Linked DNA regions of Homo sapiens: region 2 is linked to region 1. A link is a loop called in an ENCODE intact Hi-C map of the cell type or tissue named here. Cell type or tissue: HepG2. All regions are shown on one strand.

The links. Hi-C counts contacts between places; a loop is a spot of excess contacts. Peaks named below come from ENCODE experiments on the same cell type or tissue, not always from the same donor. Only the 100,000 strongest peaks of a DNase experiment are listed, where the experiment ranks them.
Region 2: a loop joins it to region 1, with 5 times the contacts of the local background. A loop is called at or near these places in 3 of 110 quality-filtered maps.

The regions. Positions count from the first base shown.
Region 1 is chr3:148,598,750-148,603,749 of GRCh38, reverse strand. No RefSeq gene overlaps it. Among named protein-coding and RNA genes, the nearest start is that of AGTR1, 97 kb to the left of the region's middle. RefSeq lists a cis regulatory region at 1,357-1,370 and an enhancer at 1,292-1,436. In HepG2, no CTCF peak of the experiment used is centred here; DNase peaks (open chromatin) are centred at 1,349, 2,599 and 3,109; H3K4me3 peaks cover 1,577 bases.
Region 2 is chr3:148,707,679-148,712,678 of GRCh38, reverse strand. It overlaps AGTR1 (angiotensin II receptor type 1), which reads right to left. Exons shown (of 3, transcript NM_000685.5): 2 at 4,652-4,735. Among named protein-coding and RNA genes, the nearest start is that of AGTR1, 12 kb to the right of the region's middle. In HepG2, no CTCF peak of the experiment used is centred here; a DNase peak (open chromatin) is centred at 2,918.

The DNA of each region.
Region 1 (5,000 bases):
CTTCAATAAAATGAGTTTATTAAGCCTAAAATTCTAAGTAGAAGGCAATCTAGAGGGTGAATAAACAGAAACAGTCAAGGACATAATGTTCATGAAACTGTATAATACATTTAATTGAAAGAACTGACAGATATTTCAGAATGAACTTTCAGGATTAAATATGATTGTAAATAGTAAGAAAAAAAAAGATGTATATATTAGGCACAAACACATCCAGTTTTAAAAAACAGAATTTAGCAATGTAGAGAGCCGGTGCTACCAAACATCTCTGAAATATGTGCAGGTATGTGTTTTTGTATGTGTATATATTCATATAATGTGTGCATATATATTTGCACAGAGGAAAATGTGACAATAACATAGTCTTTTCAGCATGTGGAAATGGGAAACAGAAAGTTCAAAACTTCCAGCTCCCCTCCTATATACACATACATCCATATACACACACAGCCCATACACAAACCCTCACCGATATTGAGTGAATTCTAACTTCAGGACTAAGTTGTTATTAAATCTTTCTTTTTCTCTAACAGTGTTTTCAAAATTTCTTTATTTGTATTCACATTTTGAGATTTTTACTGTATTCATGTATCACTTGTACTATTATTTACTTAACATTTTTTTCTTAAAACAACTTACTTTTAAAATTTATCAAAGAGAAATCTCATTATCACTACTATACCATCAGTATCAATTGCCATAAAGAGATAATGAAAAAATAATAACGTTGGTAAGTTCTAGCTAGATGTTGTTGACTACCAAATGTTCTAAGCCTGAAGCTTGCTTTCTCTCTGTTAAAACATTAGATATTAAAGGCTAGCCCCCAAATGAGACTTTCTTTACTGAAGAAATTAAAGGATTGAAGCAAATTAGAAAAGAAAATAATTTTCTCATTATAGGTTTCTGATACCATTATTTGCCTGATTAGAGTACCACCTGATATTGTCTGGCATACCATCGAGAGTTGTCTCAAATACCAATAGTATCCCAGGCTGTGGGAGGCCTTGCTGTTTTCCAGTTGCCACTGCTATTTTGGTCTCTGCTTCTTTTGTTTTAGATAGTAGAATGAGAAAGAGTGGGGTACCTTAGTAATATGTGTTTTTCTACTTTCTTCAATGGGTAAGAAATATAAATAATGAGGAGTCTGAGATATCTAATCCATCAAAAGTGAAAATAATTTAGTAAACAATCTGTACCACTGGTGTAAACTGGCAACTCCACGTAAAAAATGTCACCAGTAATTGAACATCTCTTTCCTGTACTGCTCAATAATGTCCCAGAACTGAAAGACAAACATGAACTTAGGATTGGAAGCTAATAAATGAGACACTTTTCCTGGGAGGCTGAGGGTAGCAGGGTTAATGAATTACAGATGAGATTGTTTACATGAGTGGGTGCTGTTTGCTTTCCTTGACATCAGTGCTATCCTTTCCAGTCAGAGTAAGTTCACTGACAATAGAAGTGGGGAAGAGGAAACCAACCTAGCTCTAAAACAATGTTTAATTCCTTTTTAAATCTGTAATTCCAAAAGAATGTTTATGTTGCCTTTTTCTACTGCTGGGGAAAGGTTAATTTCTAGTTGGCTTTTAGTGCTACAAACTTGCTATTCAATAAGAAATATTTCCAAAACAACACGTTCTAGTTCAAGGCCAAGGCTGGTGTGGGCTTCTGTGTATGTGTAGTGGTGTGTGTATACTGCACTTTTCATAAATCCAAGAGAAATTTTAGAAGCCATTGTACGATCTGGATGAGTTAGGGGCTTAAAAGTAAGGAAAACAGGACTCTGCCTCCTCCTGTCTCACACTATTAGAATTCTCATGATCCAGAAGGGTAGTTCAGAACTACTGAACTAAAGACCCACTCAGAGTTGGCCCTGAAAAATAGTGGTGAAAGGAACTCACCACAATGTGTAGAGCTTTGGGTGGTCCATGTGGCTGAACTCTTATTCTGGAAGGAAAGATGGCTTAATGTATGAATGTACTTGATTCATAAACTGTGGCTAATGAACTGGTCGACTGGTCATGAATTTGAAATGAACACTTTTGGTGACAAAGGAGGTCTAGGGAACAGGTATATAGATGGATCTATTATAATGGGCACAGAGGGCAACACATTTGTGATTCATGTAAATGCTTACCCAAGGGCTTCATCTGTGAGGGCTTTTAATCATTAGGTAGATAATTGATCCCATCATGGATGTCAGACAGCTTCTTATTCCAGCACACTAGTGCCTGTTGGATGGGTCCACTACAAAGTGGCCCTGACATCAAGAATGGAGATTATGTGTGAGCTCAACAACAGAATCTTGCTCTCATCAAGGCTGATCTGGCTTCTAGACACTCAACTGAGTGTGCAATTTGACTGCAGAGAGGACAGCAATGAGTTCCTGCATCACATATTAAGGGAACGGCTGGCAACCTGCTCATCATGGAGGAGGCAGCAGTTGTCCACACAGGGACAAATGTGTATTCAGGAACAGATCTGCCTTTCCTGCTGGCTTCTGCCAGCATCTTGATTCATGGATTACAGATTGCTGTATCCATGGCAATCCACAAAACATTACCTTTGACCAGGAGATTTGTTTTAAAGCAAAGGAAGTGAGACATTGGACTGATGCCAGTGGAATTCACTTTGATCTTATTTGCGTTAAGGCCAAAACACTTACCTTGATAGAAGAGTACAATGTCCTGAGGAAGCTCAGCTACAGTGCGAGCTAAAAACATACTCTGTGAGATTTGGTACCATTTTACAAGATGCAGCTAATACCCCTTAAGCCAGCAGCTAATATTTGACTCTATCTACACAGTCAGAATATAACATCTAGGGACAAAGGAATGGAGATGAGATTGGCTGCTCTCACTATTTTACCTAATAGCCTACTGGTAGAATTTTTGATTCCTGTCCCCATAACTTTGTGTCTATGGAATTTAAGGTTCTAGGGAGCATTGCTTCTAAAAGGGGACACAATCATAATTTTGATAAATTAAATGCTGAGACTCCTCATTGTTTATTTTGGGTTTTAAATGCTTCTGAACCATCCATTCTAGAGCTTCTGATTGGGTTTAGTTAATGAATAGCTCTAGTGAGAGACTGGAGGGAGGAAGAAATGTGAAGTCAGGGTATTTATTTTCCCAACCATGTCCTTGTAGTTAGAAGAGTTGGGGACCATCTGGTCTTCACTCCTCTTCTTGTAGGTGAGGAACGTGAACTGAGAGGTACATGAACTGAGAGGCAAAGCTGTGATTTATATACAAAGAAACAATTTAAAAAGATTTTATTAGGTCAAAGCCTCAGGTAGGGTCTGGATAGGCCAGGGGCTGTAAAATCAAGTGATATCTTATGCCATCAAATGTCAAACAGGTGGGGAGAAGTGGTTTGGTAAGTACAAGTGTATCACACAAATTATTGGGAACTGGAGAGGGCATCATCCCCCTCAGCACTTTCTACTTAGCCTCAGCTGATTGCCACCAAGTTGGAAATGCAGTGCCCAGTGCTGTCAGACTGAGTTTTCTAGAGAAGCCAGAAATATGGATATTTGTGTCAAATGTCTGATTTTAAAGAACAGTTCACTTTAGCTTTAAACACTGAAAACCCTGGCAAAATAAACAGATGATCAGTGAACCACATAAGCTGGTATAAGCTACCACTGAAGAATTTTACTAAGGATCTGTGTGATTAGATCTGCAGTGAGAGATACCCCACCAATAGCCCTAGGGAACAGACTGGGCAGGAGCGGGGAAGACAGGACAAGGAGGCTAGTGGAGAATCTACTGGCATCCTCTAAATTAGAAATAATAACGTCCTGAAGAGCAGCAGGACTTAGGAGGAAGGCTTGGAATATAGAGATCATAAGAAAGAAAAATGATATCTGGGTGATAAGAAACAAGGAGCTCACTAATATAATTCTCAGGGTTTTGTCATGTATAAACATGAAGATTTTGGTGCCATTGACCAAAGTGTGGAAAGCATGAGGAAAAGAAACTAGGTGTGCAGACGAGGTCGGGCATCTAGAGAGGGAGTTAGCGTGTTCAATTGGAAATATGAACTTTGAGGTGTGCAGGCTGTAAGGCAGCTAGAAAGTTGGGTGTGGCGTTTTGAAGTTAGGTCAGCTGGAGAAACAACTGAGCTTTGAGATCCTGCTGATCAGAGAGGTGAGCGCTAAAGATAGCTAAGTGTAATACCCCAGGAGCATCAACTTTTAAGGTGGCATTAATTTGATTTATTAGCCCACAGAAAACTTTTTAATGATAATGCATCAACAGAATGCATACAAGAGCTCATCATTTATAATATGTGCTGGGAGGAATGTAGAAAACAATATATGATTTTTCTGGTAAATTAATTGCTGCAATATGTGAAAAAATGGTCTTCATATGCATGTTTTTATTTTGTAACAAAACCAAAAATTACCAAAATAATAATTTAGAGGAATCTTTTTTTTGACAAGAAAATGTGTCAGATTTTGAAAAAATGCAACATCTATCGGATGATTTTAATAATACTATCACTCCGTGTGCATTATTTTGCTTTTTTGCTTAAGTCACATCCTCATATTTCATTAGAAACCATATTGTTGCACTGGACCTCTATATTGAGTGGTCCTTGGAGACTACTTATGGGCTTTCACAGTGGTGCAGTCTGAACATGCTGTTTCATGCAGATATGTTGTGGAAAAGGTAAGCGTATACACATTTGGCAACCCCAGCTACTACTTAATTAGGCTGATCAAGAATTACCAATTGCTCCTTTTTGGAAAGTTCACTTTCCCTGCTTTATAATTTTTTTCCTAACTAAACCAAGAGTTGCAATTGTGTATCTTTATTTTTACTTATTAAGAAATGTTTGAAAACTAAGATGTCTCTTTTCGTTTACACGTTTCTTATGTCAGGTCCCCAGTAGCATGCAGTGACTGTATAGTGGTTAGCACTCTGTGTTGTGGCCACAGCAACCATGGTTCAAATCTGAGTCATGACATTGTGGGAACATGTTCCTTATTTCAG
Region 2 (5,000 bases), 110 kb before region 1:
CTTTGCATTGTTAAGGAAGATACTTAGCTGTTTTATCTTCCCACTCTGTTCACTGACCAGGCTGGAGGGACCAGGAGGCAGCCAACTGCCCATCTTATTTTTCCTTTTTGACCTGGGAGTATTACTGAGGAGCAAAGGTGCAAGCTCTAGATCAAAAGACAGCTCTTACCCCCTGACTGGTTTCATCTACAGTGGCTCTGTTTTTTTCTGGTGTCTATACTGTGTGCAGAAGTATTTTGGCCTTGCCTAGAGGTGGGGAGGAAGAACGCTGCTTTGGATTGGATTTTGGACTTGCAATACCTTGTTCCTGTTGTCCCAGTTCTCTGGGTGAGATGAACATTTGTTTAGATTCAGGAAAGGCACTGAGGCCCAGTTTCAGATAAATAATTATTTTCCACCAGGTCTGCACTGTATTATTACATTTATGAGATATACTAGATCTTTCTGGGATTTAAAAAATGACTCATACATTTAAATCTTAAAAGTCTTAAAAGGAATGACTAATTGAAGGGAAAAGACAACAGCACTCTTGATTCCAGCTAAAAGCCTTTCCTGTCAGCAAAACAGGGCCTCTAAATTTAAAACCTATTTCTTTGAGCTCTTTCAATTGTTAAAAATATTAATATTGGTTGGGTGCAGTGGTTCATGCCTGTAATCTTAGCATTTTGGGAGGCTGAGGCAGGAGGATCACTTGAGGCTGGGGGTTCATGAGCAACCTAGGCAATGTAGCAAGACGACATCTCTACAAAAAATTAAAAAAATAATTAGCTGGGCATAGTGCATGTGCCTGTAGTCCTAGATACTTGGGAGGATGAGATAGGAGGATGGCTTGAGCCCAGGAGTTTAAGGCTGCAGTGAGCTATGATCATGCCACTACACTCTAGCCTAGAGGACAAAGTGAGACTTTGTCTCAAAAATATCTGTCTATCTGTCTGTCTGTCTATCTATCTCTATTTAAATCTAATTTAAATTATTATTTTCTATAGAGTTATGTGCTAAGCACATCTGGCTGTATTATTTAAGCAAAGAAAGAATGTTACTGAGAATTGTGTGAATAGTAGGTTATTTGGAGTACACATGTTTCCTAAAGCAAGCTTCATTTCTGTTTATTGAAAAAAAAACTCAGGCACAAATGACTAGCATTTATCTTGCTTTTGTTTTCTGTTAGTAAGATTCTGCGATTAATATTTAAAAATTCCAAACTGGTTCCAAACTTATTTTATTTATGCTTTCATTGAAAAATGATACTATTAAATGTGTAAAGGAAATATCAGCTGGATATTTATATCCCTTTTTCACAGCTAGTTATATAGCTATTTCAAACCCTTGATGCTTTGATGACTCAAAGACAAATTTGTTTTTAATTTTTTGCCTTATATAACACATGATCATTAGTCCAGGAACTAAATGTTATTGAACTGCTAGGTATAAGTGACTGGAAAGTAACTGAGACTCAAATTTTATTAATGTTATCGTATTAGTGACAAATAGTGATTAAGAACTTTAAGAATACAGCAGGATCATTATATTGATGAAAAATGAAAAACTACTGTTATCCGTGACTGTGTTGGTCTATTCTTGTGTTGCTATAAAGGAATACCTGAAACTGGGTAATTTATAAAGAAAAGAGCTTTAACTGACTCCTGGTTCTGCAGGCTTACAAGGAAGCATGGTGTTAGCTTCTGCTTCTGGTGAGGCCACAGGATGCTTACAATCATGGCAGAAGGTGATAGGGAACCAGCATGTCACATGGCGAGAGCAGGAGCAAGAGAGAGAGGGGGGAGGTGTCACAGTTTCAGAGCAAGAACTCTTTCATTAACATGGGGAGGGCACCAAGCCATTCATGAGAGATCCGCCTGCAGGATCCAAACACCTCCCACCAGGCCCCACCTCCAACACAGGGGATCACATTTCAACATGAGATTTGGAGGGGCAAATATCCAAACCTTATCAGTGACATACAATTTAAATAAAAATAAAGGCTTCTAATATGTACATTTTTATTAAAAAATAAAATAAGAAGTATTCTACCCCTTATTTTGTTTGGCTCTCCAACTGCTTAAAAAATCAATTAATTATGTCTATGCAATGGTGAAATGTTTATCATTACTGGAAAACTAAAGAAAATCTTACAGAATTTTACAGAAGGTAATGAGTAAGGAAGAAAATATTGGCCTTTAAAAATGATCCTACATCTTTTTTACTTTTGCTTACTTGGAGCTGTCAGCAATGTTGGTAACCAAGCCAACAGCCATATATTTTAGTTCTTAATATAACTGTGGGTACTTCTTTTCACAATTTTAAGAAATCAAGAACTGCAACTTTAGAAAAGCACGTGAAACATTGAATCCTATATATTTTAATATGCAAACAAACAGGAAAAACAAAAAATGGTCTGTGAGAGCTGTATATCAGATAATCTAACACTGAGGAAATCATAATTTCAAAAGTATTAAAAACTTCCCAAATAAGTTTAAAAGAGCAGAAAACTTTCTTACCAAGTGGCCAAGAAAGTCTGCTGCATTATTAATAAGTGTGTTTACAGCAGTACTGTCCAGTAGTACTTCCTATGATAGAAATGTTCTAAATCTGTGTTGTCCACTAACCACATGTGTCTACTGAGCACTTGAGATGGGGGTAATGCAACAGAGGGGCTGAATTTTTAGTTTAATTTTAATACGTTTATATTTAAATGTAAATAGCCACATATAGTAAATGGCTACCATAATGGATGATGCAGGTCTATAAATTTTAAGCCATTGAATACGGTTCTTTATTTATTCATTTAAATGTGCTAATCAGGGTTTTCCCATTTGTCATGAGTAGATTTCAGCATAAATTTTTTGGTCCTGTGAAACAAGCTCTGAAGTGCTGTTTACATATCACTAGTTTAAATCAATAAGAGATCAGAGTTCTGTAGTTTTAAGTTGGTAAAAGTTTTAAAGGGAGATTGCAAAGTTCAGAAGGTCCTTTTGTGAACACTTTTTGTATTTCAGTATACTGCCCACAGATTGAGATAGGGCCTTGGAGATTATTTTACAGGAAAACCAGGGCAAAGTTGCTAATTAATATTAGAACTGGTATAACATCAGTTCTTTGACAAACAAAAAATAGCTTCTTAGACTTAAGTATGTTTTGCTTATTCATCTGAAACTTAAAGGTTTGAAAAAGTTTAAAATTTCACAGAATGTTTTCTTCCATGTTTTGTTATTCCTAAGCAAAACATCATAGTTATTTTGGAAGCTTTGCTACAAATGTGTGAATGTTAGAAACCAAAGACTTCCCAAATAGAGTAGAAGGAAGGCTGATTCCAAGAATCATTTCCAGCAGGAACCCCCTGGGTAAGTGTCCTGCTTTTCCTGCTAGTGGGCTGATGGGATATCATGGACAAAACTCCTTCTGTTCAATACTTTTAAGATGTAAAATAAAGCATACTGTCTTTGTGTCATCCTAGGATATGCATCTTAATACACTCTTTCCAGAGCTGGATTTTTGCAGAAAATCTGCACAGTCCAGATTCCCAAGCTTCGCTATACCTGAAAAAAACAAAATCAGAAAAAAAACCTCCCAAAACAAAACATCCCTAAAGATATCCATTGACAGAACTCTGTAAAGTGTTACTATTTTTATCTCCAAGATTAAAGGCATTCTAAATAGTTTTCTAACACCACCACTGTGGAGTACCTTCCAGAAAATGATTCCTACTTGCCAATCTGTTACAGCAAAGAAGAAGCATCCCTCTAATATTTATCTACCCACCCAGCACCTACGTATCTATCCTCTACTTTGATAAAATGGGAGCACAACATATTCAGAATAGGACAAGCTACTCTTCATTTTCCCTGGAGGGGACTAGGAGAAGCTGAGGGCTTGTTCTTTGAACTGAGTTTTTGTAAGGAGGGGCGTGGGGAAATCTTATTAGTTAGGTAAATCCCGGACTCTTGTTATGAAAAATATCACATAGGCCCATGTAAGAAGAGTTAGATAGACAAAACAGTCCTGGCTAACCCTGCTGAGCTCCACAACAGGTTGTGAGAGAGTTTAATGCCCTGCCATGTGACTCATGCCTGTAAAGAGGCTAAGAGGGCACCTCCATCTCCAATTTCACATTGTCTTTTTTCCTATATCTCATCATTGGAGGAAGGTGGAAGTTTGTGAGAATGAAACTCCGAGACATTTGGGTTTTCTGAAGGTGAGAAGGTCAACTGTTAAGGTTTATGGTCTTAACACTTCCGAAAGTGAGCACTGGGGTATCAAAGAACCCAAATCGCCCAGGAAGTAGCTGACAAGAGAGTACAATCATTTCCCTTCTGGTCCTCTTAAGCCCTATACAGGAAGAACACTGCTCAAAGGAATCACCTGTGGCCATGTGGAGTCCTTGCCAAAGGACTTTCTCACATGATTCATTATCAGTACATGAATGGAAATAGCTTAGTAATTCTGATGTTATTTATGTTTAAAACCATATAAATACAAACGCTCTTAATCTGTATATTGGAGGGGATGTGGTAACACTGGGATTTCATTATTTTCTGCTTCCTCTACTTCTTTCACAAGATAATGGTGTGTGTGGGTTTTTGCGCTCTCCCCACTGCTGACACATTAAAGAAAACTGCTGACAGACCCACTGCTGTAGATGTAAGGCATTTACCTGGTGCCGACTTTCTGGGATGGCATCAGTGAGTTATTCAGATAAAAACCCAGCCATTTTAGATCAATTTGTCAAATATCAAACCTAAAAAGAAAAAAATGATTAACGCATTCCACTGAATATAGTCAGGTTTTTATTTTTTAATTTACAGAGTAAGCTTCCACACTGCATCTTAAGAGTGTTTTTGAAGGGAGTGAAACCATCTGGTTCACATCAAGAACATATTTTTCCTTATATAGAGCTAGACTGCATTAAGTGGTGGGCACAGGATCTCATCATCTTCCTGCCTGTGGTCAACATCTTCCCCAATGCCCTTGTAGATATACATTAGGCAAAGAGAAAAAGAACG